2 separate regions of the Mus musculus genome follow, and region 2 is linked to region 1. Evidence: chromatin contacts called from ENCODE Hi-C or POLR2A ChIA-PET data. All regions are on one chromosome and are shown on one strand. The core of a region is the stretch at or near the end of the contact, and the rest is flanking DNA. Distances in the headings are between cores, read along the strand shown. Region 1 holds the start of Cox17 (cytochrome c oxidase assembly protein 17, copper chaperone). Region 2 holds the start of Timmdc1 (translocase of inner mitochondrial membrane domain containing 1).

Region 1 (5,878 bases), core at 3,318-5,817:
CCTGCTACTTCTAATTAGGTGGTGACTTTATTGTCTACCTTCTCTGTCAGTAAGAAAAAGTTGCAAGACTGAAAAAAAGTGTCTAGACTGTCTAGACTCACTACCATGCTACCTAATTTTTCTTTCTAGTTTTGAGTCTCTGCCTTTGCTAGCGTAAAGTCCTCCGGTATTTTATATCCAGCATATTCACTACTGTTTCCTTCGTGTTAGCAGGTTTATGTCACAGACTTGGAAGTCGTCTAGGAGCTCCAGTCAGCAGGTGAGGCAGGGCTTGGGAACTCTGGAGAATGCTGCTTAGGTGTTTCTGAGGCCTGGGGACACTGCTGTACAGAGTAGAAGAGAATAATACTTATGCCGTCTCTGCCAGCCAGGTCCAATTAAGATCTGTCTTACTTGGGAAGAATGTCAACATCTATGACGGGTTTTGAATTAAGGAACTTTTATGACCCCTGCTGGAGCAACCCGAGTCTGTGGAGTGGTTTCCTCGAAGAGGTTCTCAGAGAACGTGGCCTAGCAGTCTATCAAGCTCACCTCAGAGCAGTGCAGGGAACTGTGCAGGAGTTTATTATAGTCAGAGGCTTGGCTTCTGAGGTATACACTCTCATGCATTTCAGCAGCACATCTTTTTAATTAGTATTCATTATGAGTTTTAGTACTGAAGATTAAGGTAATGTGCAATCCTAAAAATGAGCATGCTGGCGATAAAATATCACTGTCAGGAGTGACAAAGTGCCTCTGGTCTGGAGAATGCAAATCATTTAATGCCACCACTACCCTTCACTGTGCCTTCAAATCCCCTTGAGGCTCTAGGCAAATCTTAACAAAACTGACTAGAAAGAGCTAGACCGTGAAGAAAGCCATGCCTGGATGCTGGGTCTGAGCCTTTAAACAGTCTCCTCCTCCAGTCAGACTTATCAGGTAGGGCAAGCTCCTTATCTCCTCCCTCCCGTACTTCAAACACAACTGGTCATGTGTGACATTCCAGAGCGAGGTGGAAGAGAAAGAAACCAGCTGGATACTACTATGAAACTGGCCTGTGGCCTGGGTGTCTCTCAACTGTCGATAAGTTAGGAGGTGACAGTGAGATGTGGCCTTCGAGCAGCACAAACAGGGTGCTTACGAGGCTGAGGTTCCAGTTCTCATCCTGCTGAGCCCATCCCGGGAATCCAACCATGTGCCAGGCAATGATCTAGGTGCTGGGACATGCTGGACACTCTGGCAGTGAAACCAGATGCTTCCCGGAGCTTACAGCCCAGCCGGAGGGAAGCGAGGACGACCGCTGTAAGAAGAGGCTCAGTATATAGCTGGTGATTGCAAAAACAAGAGAAGCCACTAACCACAGATTACCACTAGCCTTCTTATAAGTTAAGAATTTGGCCAGCCTGGTCTACAAAGTGAGTTCCAGGATAGCCAGGGCTATACAGAGAAACCCTGTCTCGAAAAACCCAAAAAAAAAAAAAAAAAAAAAAAAAAAATCAATTCCCCAGTCTCATTATGGCCAATTCAAGTGCTTAATAGTCATACATTGCTAGTGGCTACCATACTGGAGAATGTGGCCACGGAACATCTGGGAAGGCCTACTGAGTACCCCTGGAACAGTGACAGGAAGGGTACTACTTTACATGGGGCACTGAGGAAAGCCTCTCTAAGGAGACTTTAAATCAGCATCTGGAAAGAAGTGTAGTAGTGAGCGAAGCTAACGCCTGAAGCAAGAGATTCCAACCAGAAGTCACGGACTGTGGTCTTGGTGGGCACATCCCTTTGACATTGATATTTGGACTCAAAGTTCTTTGGAAACTGGTGATCTGAGGCTTTAGTTTTCTTAGAACAATACCTGGCTTAAAACAAAGCTTCCATTTTCACTGGAAAAAAGTAACTCTACTGCAGACCTATATTAGAAACAAGAAACCAAGAGAATTTTCCACTTAGTTCCTTTACCTTGGAAACCAGTGTACCCGAGTTCCCCGCAGCCATGCTCCCTGCATCTTCCTGACTATAATGTAACTCTAAAGGCTCTTGTCAAACCAGTTCTCAAAAGCTTTATACTGTCTCAGATCTACTGGGTGCCTCAAATTGTTGGCACCAAACTGTTACAACCCCATTCTAGAAACTGAACTAAGCTGCTACTTAAACATGCTATATTAACCAGGCAAGCTACCTTTTGGAGAATGCTGCCTGCCTCGCAGCTACCTCTGTAAGGTTAACACTCAAACTTGAAGCATTACAGTTCACTCACCACGTCATATCTTAAATCCCAGTGCCCTCATGCACTCCTTGTGGGCTTCAATGAGATGTCCACAGTGTTCTTCTCCTTTCTCAATGATGCTATAAAATAAGATGCACTCGTTACCTAATAAATAGACGACAAGCACATTCATGGAGAATCTGTGACAGGGAGTGAGACAGGGCACGTGCAGATGTAGCTGGAGTGACAAACAAATCCCTACTACACCAACCAGCTCAGCTCCTTTGCTCTCTGGTATTTGCTCTTAAGATGGTTCTGTTCCCACAAAAGTGTTCCATAGAACTAAGGTCTTAACGTTTGTTTTTGTTGTTGTCTGGGGAAGGTTCTAATTAGATGAAATAATTATGTGTAGCAAATGATGCCTTTATTCTATACCCAAGGAATAATAAACATTTCTTTATAATGAAATAAACTGAATATTTACATAAAATGACGAGGAAAGAGTCTAACGTTTGGTCCTCCTATCACACAGAAATTAACTTCCTGTTTCTCCTTTTCCTCTTACATCCAAATACCTAAGCCTACCTTTAATCATTAAACACCCAACAACATAAACATCAAAAGAGATCTGGTAGCCACGAGCAACCAAGATGAATCGTTCTTCAGAAGGTTAAGGGTCTGTGATGATAAAATCCTAAGAGTAGTCACAAGAGCCCAAATGTACTGAAACACCCCTGTAATCATGCTCGGGAAGCTAAGACAGGAGACTCCTCAGGAGGAGGCCAGCTTGGGCTACATGGCAAAACCCTGTCTCAAAAAGAATAAGAGGTTCTCCTATTACCATCCTTACCAGCAGATGAGAAGACTGGGTGTGACAGTGAGTTCCGTATAACAGCTAGCTTCCCCTTACCACCGACACCCACTGCTAAACCTTACAGAAATGCGGGACTCGTTCAACACACGTGTGAAGCAGACTTGTTAAGTACCTTGCATAAGGTCACCAACTTGGAGGGAGAAGATTCAAAGCCTGACTGTATTTCTAAGCTCTGAGTCTTGAGCCACACCAAAGTCTCCTTAAGCAGGTTACCTTGGTATTTCAAGAACCTTGGTATCAGATCGATCTTTAAATTCTCCATTTATAGGTAGTGATAATAATAACTGGTTACACTCTTATTACCTTACAATACCAAGGAATACTTTGTTTTGTGTATTTTTCTATTTTTATTTTGAGACATGGTCTCACTCGGATGTTCAGGCTAGACTTAAAACTGTTTCAGTCTCTCCGGTAATGAAATCACACCATGAGAATCCATATTTGTTTCTCCGAGTATTTTTCTGCTTTGATGGGAGAAGATGGAGATGCATAGCCACACTGAGGACTTCAGTATCTGCCCCAGAACCCAGGCTACATAAAAGGGAGGAGACCAAACAAAACCTTTTGTGACTTGATGATAAAGTCGATGAACATTAATATCACCTCTGTCCTGTAGACAAGTTTTACAATTTGTTTTTATGTGTATAGGTGTTTTGCCTGCACACCATGTGTGTGCAGTGCCCGCAATAGCTAGAAGGGGGTGTCAGATTATTCTGGGGTTGGAATTACACAAGATTGTTAACAGTCGTGTGGGTGCTGGGAATCGAAACTAGGCCCTCTGGAAGGTCAACCAGGGCTTTTATCCACTTAGCCATCTCTCCAGCTCCAGACAGGTTGACTTTTAACTTCTTGGAAAGGGTATCCCTTCAGAAATGTATCCTGTGTTCTACTATTCACACGTTTCGACCAAAAAAAAAAAAAATTACTAAAGATTACCTGAAAAATTTACACCTAGGTCTTAGTAAATCTATCACAGCTGGTGGTATAGTATTGGCTGGTAACAAATCTCCACATATTTTAAATGCCTTTAAATCAAGAAGCATCTTTACGCACTTCTATTTATCTGGGTCTTATCCCTAAGAAGACTAAAATGCAATCGTAGTAAGGAATGAAGGACGAGAACCTTGGGATCAATGTAACCTCTTGCCCTCTCCGTTGACCCCTAACTGAGACTGGGGTGCGGGATCAGGGAGCAGAGAGGACAGCGGAACTATGGGTCCCTGCATCTCCAGAGTCCCAGAGAGCAGAGTGGAGCCGAGCTGCTAAAGCCCGGGCTTCCCTCCCGGGCTACGCACTGACCACGCATCACGCGCCTTCTTGGTTTCCGGGCAGGCACAGCAGGGCTTCAGTGGCTTCTTCTCCTGAGCCTCGGGCGGGGCAGGGCTAGCGGCCGCCAGTCCCGGCATCTTTCCAGGCGAAAGCAACTATGAGCGCACACGCGCAAAGCTCCCAAACTCCGACTACCCTGAGCCGTCTGTCTCCACTTCCGCAGTCAATCGAAGGGGGACAGGAAGTCCCGCCTCTCCGGACGGAAGTAAGTCTAAGAAGCGCGTGCGCAAAAGAAGTGGTACAAGGCCTCGCTCCAAGGGCGTGGCGTCAGCGCTGGCGCAAAGGTTAAAAGGTCACCCAGAATGGTTTTTGTTTTTGTTTTGTTTTTGAGATTGTAATTTAATTACATCATTTTCCCTTTCCCTTTCCTTTCTACAAATCCTTACATATACATACCCATTCCCCACTATCCTTCAAATTCATGGCCTTTTCCTCCCTAATTGTTATTGCATGCTTATATGTATACATGCATACATATATTCCTATATGACCCATTCAGTCCAGTATAATGCTAACTGTATTCGTATTTTCAGGGCTGACCTTTTGGTACTGGACAAGCAGTAGCAGATCCGGGTTCCACCCTGGGATATTTTATGGTCTTTCTTCCTTCCTGCTTTGTAGACATTCTGCAGATACAGATACAAAGGCCCCCTACCTCCTATTTCTCTCCGGCATATATGCTAAATTTTCAGATAATATATCATGACACAGTAGTCATGAAAGAAGATAAGATTTTTTTCTACTTTCAACAACTGTGATGGGCTGTCTCTGTCTCTCTGTCTCTGTTTCTCTCTCTCTCTCTCTCTCTCTCTCTCTCTCTCTCTCTCTGTGTGTGTGTGTGTGTGTGTGTGTGTGTGTGTGTGTGTGTTTTGGATAAGTAAATGACATGGTAACTGATACTGAAAGTGTAACCCCCTCAGTAGAGCTCCATTGCTTCAAATCAACCATTCTAATTGTATTCAAGTTCACTAAGATGTACAGCATTGAGTGGCTTCCTTAAACTAGCTGTAGGTCAGGAAAAAAGTGGTTTGTAGTTATTTATTGTATGTATCTGAGTACACTGTAGCTGTCTTCAGACACACCAGAAGAGGGCATCAGATCTCATCACAGATAGTCATGAGCCACCATGTAATTGCTGGGAATTGAACTCAGAATCTCCAGAAGAGCAGCCAATACTCTTAACCAGTGAGCCATTTCTTCACACACACCCAAAAAAGTGGTTTTAATTTTAATATAAATATTTATAGACAAAGTCTCTAGCCTAAGCTGGCCTTGAATGATCTGTGGATGACCCTGAACTGATTATTAAATGTTGGAATTACAAGTGTGTGCCATCCTTTCCTGGTATATAAGGACTTCCTGCATGTTAGGCAAATAGTCTACAAACTGGGTTACATACCCTCAGCTCCTAAACTGGTTTTATTAATTGTGCAATCAGATATTTGTCATTATACCAATTAACAGAATTAAAAATGCCTTTTCCTGGCATT
Region 2 (6,590 bases), core at 234-2,733, 180 kb before region 1:
CTCAGAAGAGCAGCCAGTGCTCTTAACCACTGAGCCATCTCTCCAATCCCCATAGGTAAATGATTTTGTTAGTGTTTGCCCAATCTTTGCCCTGTCCTCATTCATGTCGACCCTGATTCTAGAAAGTTCAAGTGCAAAGGATCATTTCCGGGACCTCAAATGTGTCAAAGAAATGCACTCAGCTCTTCTCACAGCTAAGCTAGACAGTCAACACATTCATTTTGTTGGGCTTTCAGGCCCTGGGACCCTAATCCCAGTGACCACCTCTGAAAAATAGACCAAGCAGGCATCAAGCTAGAGCTAGGAATTGGGGTCTGAATAATTCACTCAACATTTAATTACTTCAGGCAAGTGGATCACTGAGATGGAGGCCTGCCTGGTCTTCAGAGCTAATTATGTGACAGCCAGGGCTACACAAGAGAAACCCTATCTTGGACCCTCCTTCCCTCCAAAGAAGATAATTACTTAACATCTACTTCATGGTATAGACTGATTGGTGATTCCTAAGTCCAAATCCAGAGATGAAAGCACAGCTTCAGTCCTCTTGATAGAGATCAGCAAATAGGCAATTATACCACTGCAGTAAATGCTAATGGGGGCTTCATTCACGGCACTTTCCTGAACCTCATCTGTAGAGATGTCCCACAGTCAACTCCCAAATCCTATTACTATATCCTCATGAAAGTTTGTAATCAATCACTTATTTAGGTACTCCGTGGAAGTGACTGTAGAGCACCACCAAGCTGTATATTCATTGTGGTACTTTAACTAGAAAAGAAAAATAGTAGGTGAAAGGGTTTGCAAAGACTATGAGATTTGTGGTAACGACCAATAACTAAATTACACAAAATGATTGGGAATATTTTTACCTTGGTAAACAAGTTTTTTGGTTTTGTCTTGTGTTGAAAGAAACAGGAAATAATAGTTTCAGTTATTAAATGATAATTCTAGATCTTTTGCCTTCTCGGAGCAGTAAGCATACGGATACTTGTAGTGGAGCCCACGTTATGGGGAAAAAAATGCCCACAGCTGATATTTCAAAAATAGTTTTTAAATCTTGGACCTTTTCGGGTGCGCCCTAAGGTTAGACTCTGCTCCGCCCAGGAAGCTCCTCCGGCCCGCCAGGGCGTGGCCTAGAAGCGCATCGCCTACCTCTTTCCCCACTGCGCTTGCAGTGATTAAAGTACTGTCCCCTTCTGCGTGGCCTTCTGCATCTTACATGAGCCATCTCACTTAAGCCCCTGAGCACTTCAAGCTGAGCAGGTCCAGAAGACCAGAGTTACGGGGCGCAAACGCCAAAGGACATCACTGAGATGAAACGAAACGGCCGCCAACTCACTTCCGGGGCTCGACTGATCCCTAACCCTGCGCTACCGAAAGAGCTCTCAGTTCCAGTTTCTACGTCCCGAGCCCCGCCCTCACCCCGCCTTTGCGCGACTAGGGGCGGGGCTTCCGGTCTCCTTTCCGAGAGCTTCCGGAAGTGAGCCGGCTGGGGACCGGATGTGAGGTTCAGTGTCCCCCAACGTGCCGCTAGTGGGCTGTACAGGTCACCCTCTCCCACGGTGCCCGCCGACCCTGGGGTGTCTGTCTCTCTGCGGGTAGGAGGGCGCCATGGGCGCGCCGCCGCCCGCTCCCCGCAGCCGCCTTTGCGGAGCCTGGGGTCCTTTCCCCCGAGTCTTTGCTGCCGGTGCGGTGGCTGCGGATTCCCCAGGCTTTGTGGAGGATCGGGAGCAGCGTTCAGGTGTCTCAGACCCCGGTTCCCTGGAATCCGGATGGGACCGCCTCCGGCAGCTGTTTGCCAAAGAGTAAAAATGTCTCGGGTGTGTGGGGAGGGATGCTCGGGGGACGGCCGCAGCCCGGGCGAGCTCCAGCGCGCGGTCCCTGCGACGCTGAAAGTTCTCTCTGCCCGGATAGTGTCCGACCTGGTTGACATGCAGCCTTCTGAGTCGGATTCACTCAGAGTCACACTCTTAAGACAGTATCGTTCTCGTGAAACCAGTACCCTAACTTTACATATTAGAAAAATTGGATTCATTCGATTATTGTCATGTAGTATCACTGGGAACTATATTGTGAAGTCTACACTAATATTGTTTTTTCGTATTTCGTTTGATTTTTCTTTGTCAGTAATGGCTTTATATACTCCAGAAGCTGGAAGGACAGAGAGAATTGTTAATTTATCATTATTATTTTGCACAAGAAAAAAAAAAAAAACAGTGACAACTGTTCTCCTCCTCCTCCTCTCCGCACCTTCCAGCAGCTCTGCCCCCTTGTTCCCACCTCCATTGTTAAGAACTACTTGTATGTGGGGGTCGGTATTTGGGTATGGGCAGTAGAGTGCACATGCCCTCAGCCAGAGGTGTCAGATTCTCCTGGATCTGGAGTTACCTGGAGTCACAGTTACAGGGGTTCTAAGAACTGAACCCGGATCCTTTGTAAAACTAGTACACGATCTTAGCTGCCAAGCCATCCCTCTAGTCCCCCAACTCTCCTTTTTGAGACAAGAGTTTTGCTGTGCTTGTAGACCAAGCTGGCCTGAAACTCAAAGCTACAATCCATTCTCAACCTCCCAGATTTTGGGATTACAGCCGGGTCTTCTGGGATTCTGGGCCGAGCCTCTCTTTTTTTTTTTTTTTTTTTTCCCTGATGGGGGTTGGTCATCTGCCACAGATGTTACACGCCCAGCTCCATCTCCCTTTGCAGAAGATACTAAAATAAACTATGTGAGGAGTAAATGATTAATCCTGCATTACTTTCACCTGATATTTATTTAACGTTATTCATTTATTAATCAATGGTGAAAGTATCTCTTTTCATGAAGTAGTTTACCATACTACACTGTTATCAAGTGATTATAAATAAATTTGGACAAGGGAGCTGGCAGACTTGTATTTAATAATTCTATTAGTTTCAGCATCTCTTTTTAAAAATTATTTTTATTTTATGTGTATGAGTGTCTTGCCTGTGTGTATGTCTGTGTGCATGTCTGTGTGCCTTCCTGATAACCATGAGAGCTACCTCGTGGGAATGGAATCCAAGCCCTAATGCTGGTAACTGCTGAGCCATTGCTCTGCCCCCATCATCTTTGTTTTAAGAAATAATGTGTTAGTTTTTCTCAGAGGTCCTCCCAAAAGTTTGTATATTTTTGAAAGCTTTTTATTTTGGTTTTTCAAGACAGGGTTTCTCTATGAGTTTCATGGCTATCCTGGAACTCACTCTGTAGACCAAGCTGGCCTCGAACTCAGAAATCTACCTGCCTCTGCCTCGCAAGTGCTGGGATTAAAGGCATGTGCCACCACTGCCAGGCTTTTGAAAGATTTTTGTGTAGTGTGTAAGAGAAAAAATATATATGTGCATAACCGTACTACCATGACTCACAGAAGATGGTCATTTTTATCAGTATTTTAAGCCGTAGAGTACTGGAACGAAAAGAAACAGGGAAAATAATCTAACGCAATTTTTATGCTTTTGTCTATGAAAGGGACAACCAAGGTTCTGAGAGGTTGATCTGGTTGCATACTATTTAGCAGATTGCAGGTTACAGTCCCACTGTTTCTGAGTTGAGACAATCCTGTTACTGGGCCCCATTATCTTTGGCTGCTTTTGTGACAGTTTTTATATTTCGTTTTCTTTCTTAGAGGAGCTTCCTTGTGGGGTCTCAGACAGCCCATGTCAGTCTCAGATGCCTGTGCAGCTGAGGATGACCCTGCATCCCTTCCAAGCCCTGCAGATCACGGGAGGGTGTGGTCAAGCTCGGCTTGGGCTCTTAACAGCAGTACCTTTAGGAAAATCCTACTCACTGAGCTGTTTGCAGGACCAAAGAGGCAAAGCGCAGAGACCTCCTAGCTTGTTAAACTTCCTCCTTAAACATTTTTTACCTAAGTCCTACTGTAGATCAGTTTTTAATTTAGATTTTAAAAATTCTGTTCAATGTAAAATACATAAACTATAAAGTATGCCCATTTTCCTATTAATGTAAAAGTAAGAGTTTGTTTTCTAAAGGGTTTTAAGTTTCTTGTCCACGAAGGAAGAGTGTAGTGATTGTGAACACTTTCAGAAGAAAGCTAGTAATCTAAACAGTGGTCCACTTAGGAGTGTCACTGTAGGAGTGCAGTATTGTTTAGCTATTTCAAGAGGCCATCCTGGGGCTGGAGAGGTGGCTCAGCCATTAAAGGCTAGGCTCGCAACCAAAAATATAATAGTGCATCCTGCAAACTCTTTAAAAGTTCTAGTTTTTATGTATTTGAGAGGCATGATTTGAATTAAACAGTTCCTCCTCACTTTAGATTGTCCCACGCTGCCTACTACATAGTCCGTTTTCCCAGCAGCCTGTAATGCGAGCACTTGGGAGGTGGAGGCGAGAGGATCAGGAGTTCCTGGTCAATGTGAGACGCTTTCTCAATAAAGAATCTGCTCTCACTGGGTTCCTCCAGGGCTCAGGGATTTTCCTGCCTAGCCTCTTAACCTTTGTGACTATAAGCTGGGGCCATTGTGAGGACTTTCAGTGCTTTTTGTAGTGATAGTCTGAGTATATCCTACAACCAATGTTTAGACTTTAACTTCTTTTTTTAAAAAAATGAGATTTATTTGTTCATTTTTTTCTTCATGTTTTTGAATGTTTGCCTGTATGTATGTGTATATATATATATATGCTCACTGTGTAGGTGCTTTGTACCCAGGAGGTCAGCCGAGTCGGATCCCCTGAAATTGGAGCTATAGACATGAACCTTTGTGTGGGTGATGGGAACTGAGTCTGGGTCTTCTACAAATGCCCTGAACCATTGAATGAGTCATCTCTCCAGCCTCTGGATGAGTCATCTCTCCAGCCTCTGGGTTTTGACATCTTTAGAATCCACATTTCAGGTGTTTAAAATCCATGCTTTAAATATTGCTCTTAAAAATCTCATGAGTTCAAGCTGGGTAGCCTTTAATCCCAGCATTTAGGAGACAGTGGCAGGAGGATCTCTGTGAGTTTGGGTCCTGGCCCTAGAGCCTGGTCTACAGAGAGTTTTCCAGGATAGCCAGAGCTACAGAGAGAAACCCTGTCAAAAACAACAACAACAAACAAATAAGCAAACAAAAATTTCATGAGTTTATGTGGTCTATATTAGCTTAGAATTTAAAAATGGAAATAATTAGTCTCTATACCCAGCTTAAAAGTTTTTTATTTCTAAGATTGTATAGTATATTTAGAAAAATAGAGCTGTGTTTTATTAATGGGTCTTCATAAATGAGCATATTTGTTGTGAGCAGTATCCTGGAAGTTCCCCTTTGTGCCCTTCTTCCCAAGGCTGTTTCTTATGCTAGTTTCTAATGGCATAGATTGCTTTTGCTTCAGACAGAGGTATTGCTGTCTACTTTTGTTTTTGGAGCAGGGTTTCATTGTGCAGCACAGGATGGCTTTAGACTCGTGCTTCGCCTACCCCAGCCTCCTGAGTGCTGTAGTTACCGCTGTCCACCAAACTTGTGTTGCTCTTCTATAACTGCATTAATTCACAAAAGGATTTAATCAGTTCCACTCATAGCAAAAAATAAGGTTGTAAGCATCTGAAATAATCCAAAACACAGTTTTTCATATAATGTCCTAACAACATTTTCTTTTTGGTGTTTTAGTGAACAACAGAGATTCTCAAAGGAAATTGACTATATCTACAGGGCAGCAGTTTCAGCAGGCATCATTGGCTGGGCATATGGAGGAATACCTGCTTTTATTTATGCTAAAAAACGCTACATTGAACAGAGCCAAGCGGAGATTTATCATAACCGATTTGATGCTGTGGTGAGTATTAATGGCCTAATCCCTACGGACAATCAATTTATTCTCTTTACATCTGTTTCTGTTAGGTCTTGGGTTGGGAGGATTTTGGAATGTCAAGGTGGAGAAATCGGATCTCTTCTTACTAACAGCGGAAGTACTAATGCTAAGTACCTAGGTGAATTTCCTAATTCTTCAGTTTACCTGTTTAAAAGAAGGATGGTTTTTGGTTTCGCATCTGATGGTAGATTACATACTGAATTTGCCTCGTGCCTCTGAAGGATCCTTTAGTCTGAAACAGTTTCTGTCAGTCTTGCCCTTGGGCAGTTGTACACACACACATGCACGCACAAATGCAGGAACTCACACACACAGAGAATTGTGAGAAGTGGGGAAAAAAGGTGTAGACGTGTTTTTGGCAGTAGTACCTAGGGTTGGTGTCTCAGCACCTCCCTTCAGAGGCACATCTGTTTGTTCTCTGATGTGTTGTATGAACTTTTAGTTCCTAGGTTAAAATAAAATCTCCAGGTTCTTATAATAATATAAATCCCTGCTTTCTTTCTTTGAGGAAATGAGTACTTTATAGATTCTTGTACTGTCCCAGTTCTATTTACCCTGTGCTTTTAGAATTCAACTCTAAAGTTGTTTTTATTGCTGTGATTGTCAAATAGCCTTTTGCTAATTCTAGCATAATTTTTTTTACATTCATTGGTTAGTGTTGTGCTAAGTAGTAGTAGTCACCCAATTCTATTCCATTTTACTCATCCATTTAATTGACTAATTACTTGGTTAATAATGAGTTGTTCTGAGAAATGTGCTCGGTAGTTTTGTTATT

What was found. A loop is a pair of places that touch in the nucleus more often than their neighbours do. ChIA-PET counts read pairs that join two places held with the same protein, here RNA polymerase II (POLR2A).
Region 2: a map of heart shows a loop between it and region 1 (2.9-fold over the local background). The contact joins the promoter of Timmdc1 here to the promoter of Cox17 in region 1. A Hi-C loop is called at or near these places in 1 of 37 maps with a recorded cell type or tissue (heart). POLR2A ChIA-PET finds 5 or more read pairs at or near these places in 4 of 5 experiments (Patski and embryonic stem cell).

What each region holds. Positions count from the first base shown.
Region 1 is chr16:38,345,688-38,351,565 of GRCm38, reverse strand. It overlaps Cox17 (cytochrome c oxidase assembly protein 17, copper chaperone), which reads right to left and starts at 4,567. Exons shown (of 3, transcript NM_001017429.2): 1 at 4,359-4,567; 2 at 2,237-2,325. The coding sequence starts at 4,465. The coding sequence ends at 2,241.
Region 2 is chr16:38,517,556-38,524,145 of GRCm38, reverse strand. It overlaps Timmdc1 (translocase of inner mitochondrial membrane domain containing 1), which reads left to right and starts at 1,483. Exons shown (of 7, transcript NM_024273.2): 1 at 1,483-1,805; 2 at 5,614-5,779. The coding sequence starts at 1,612.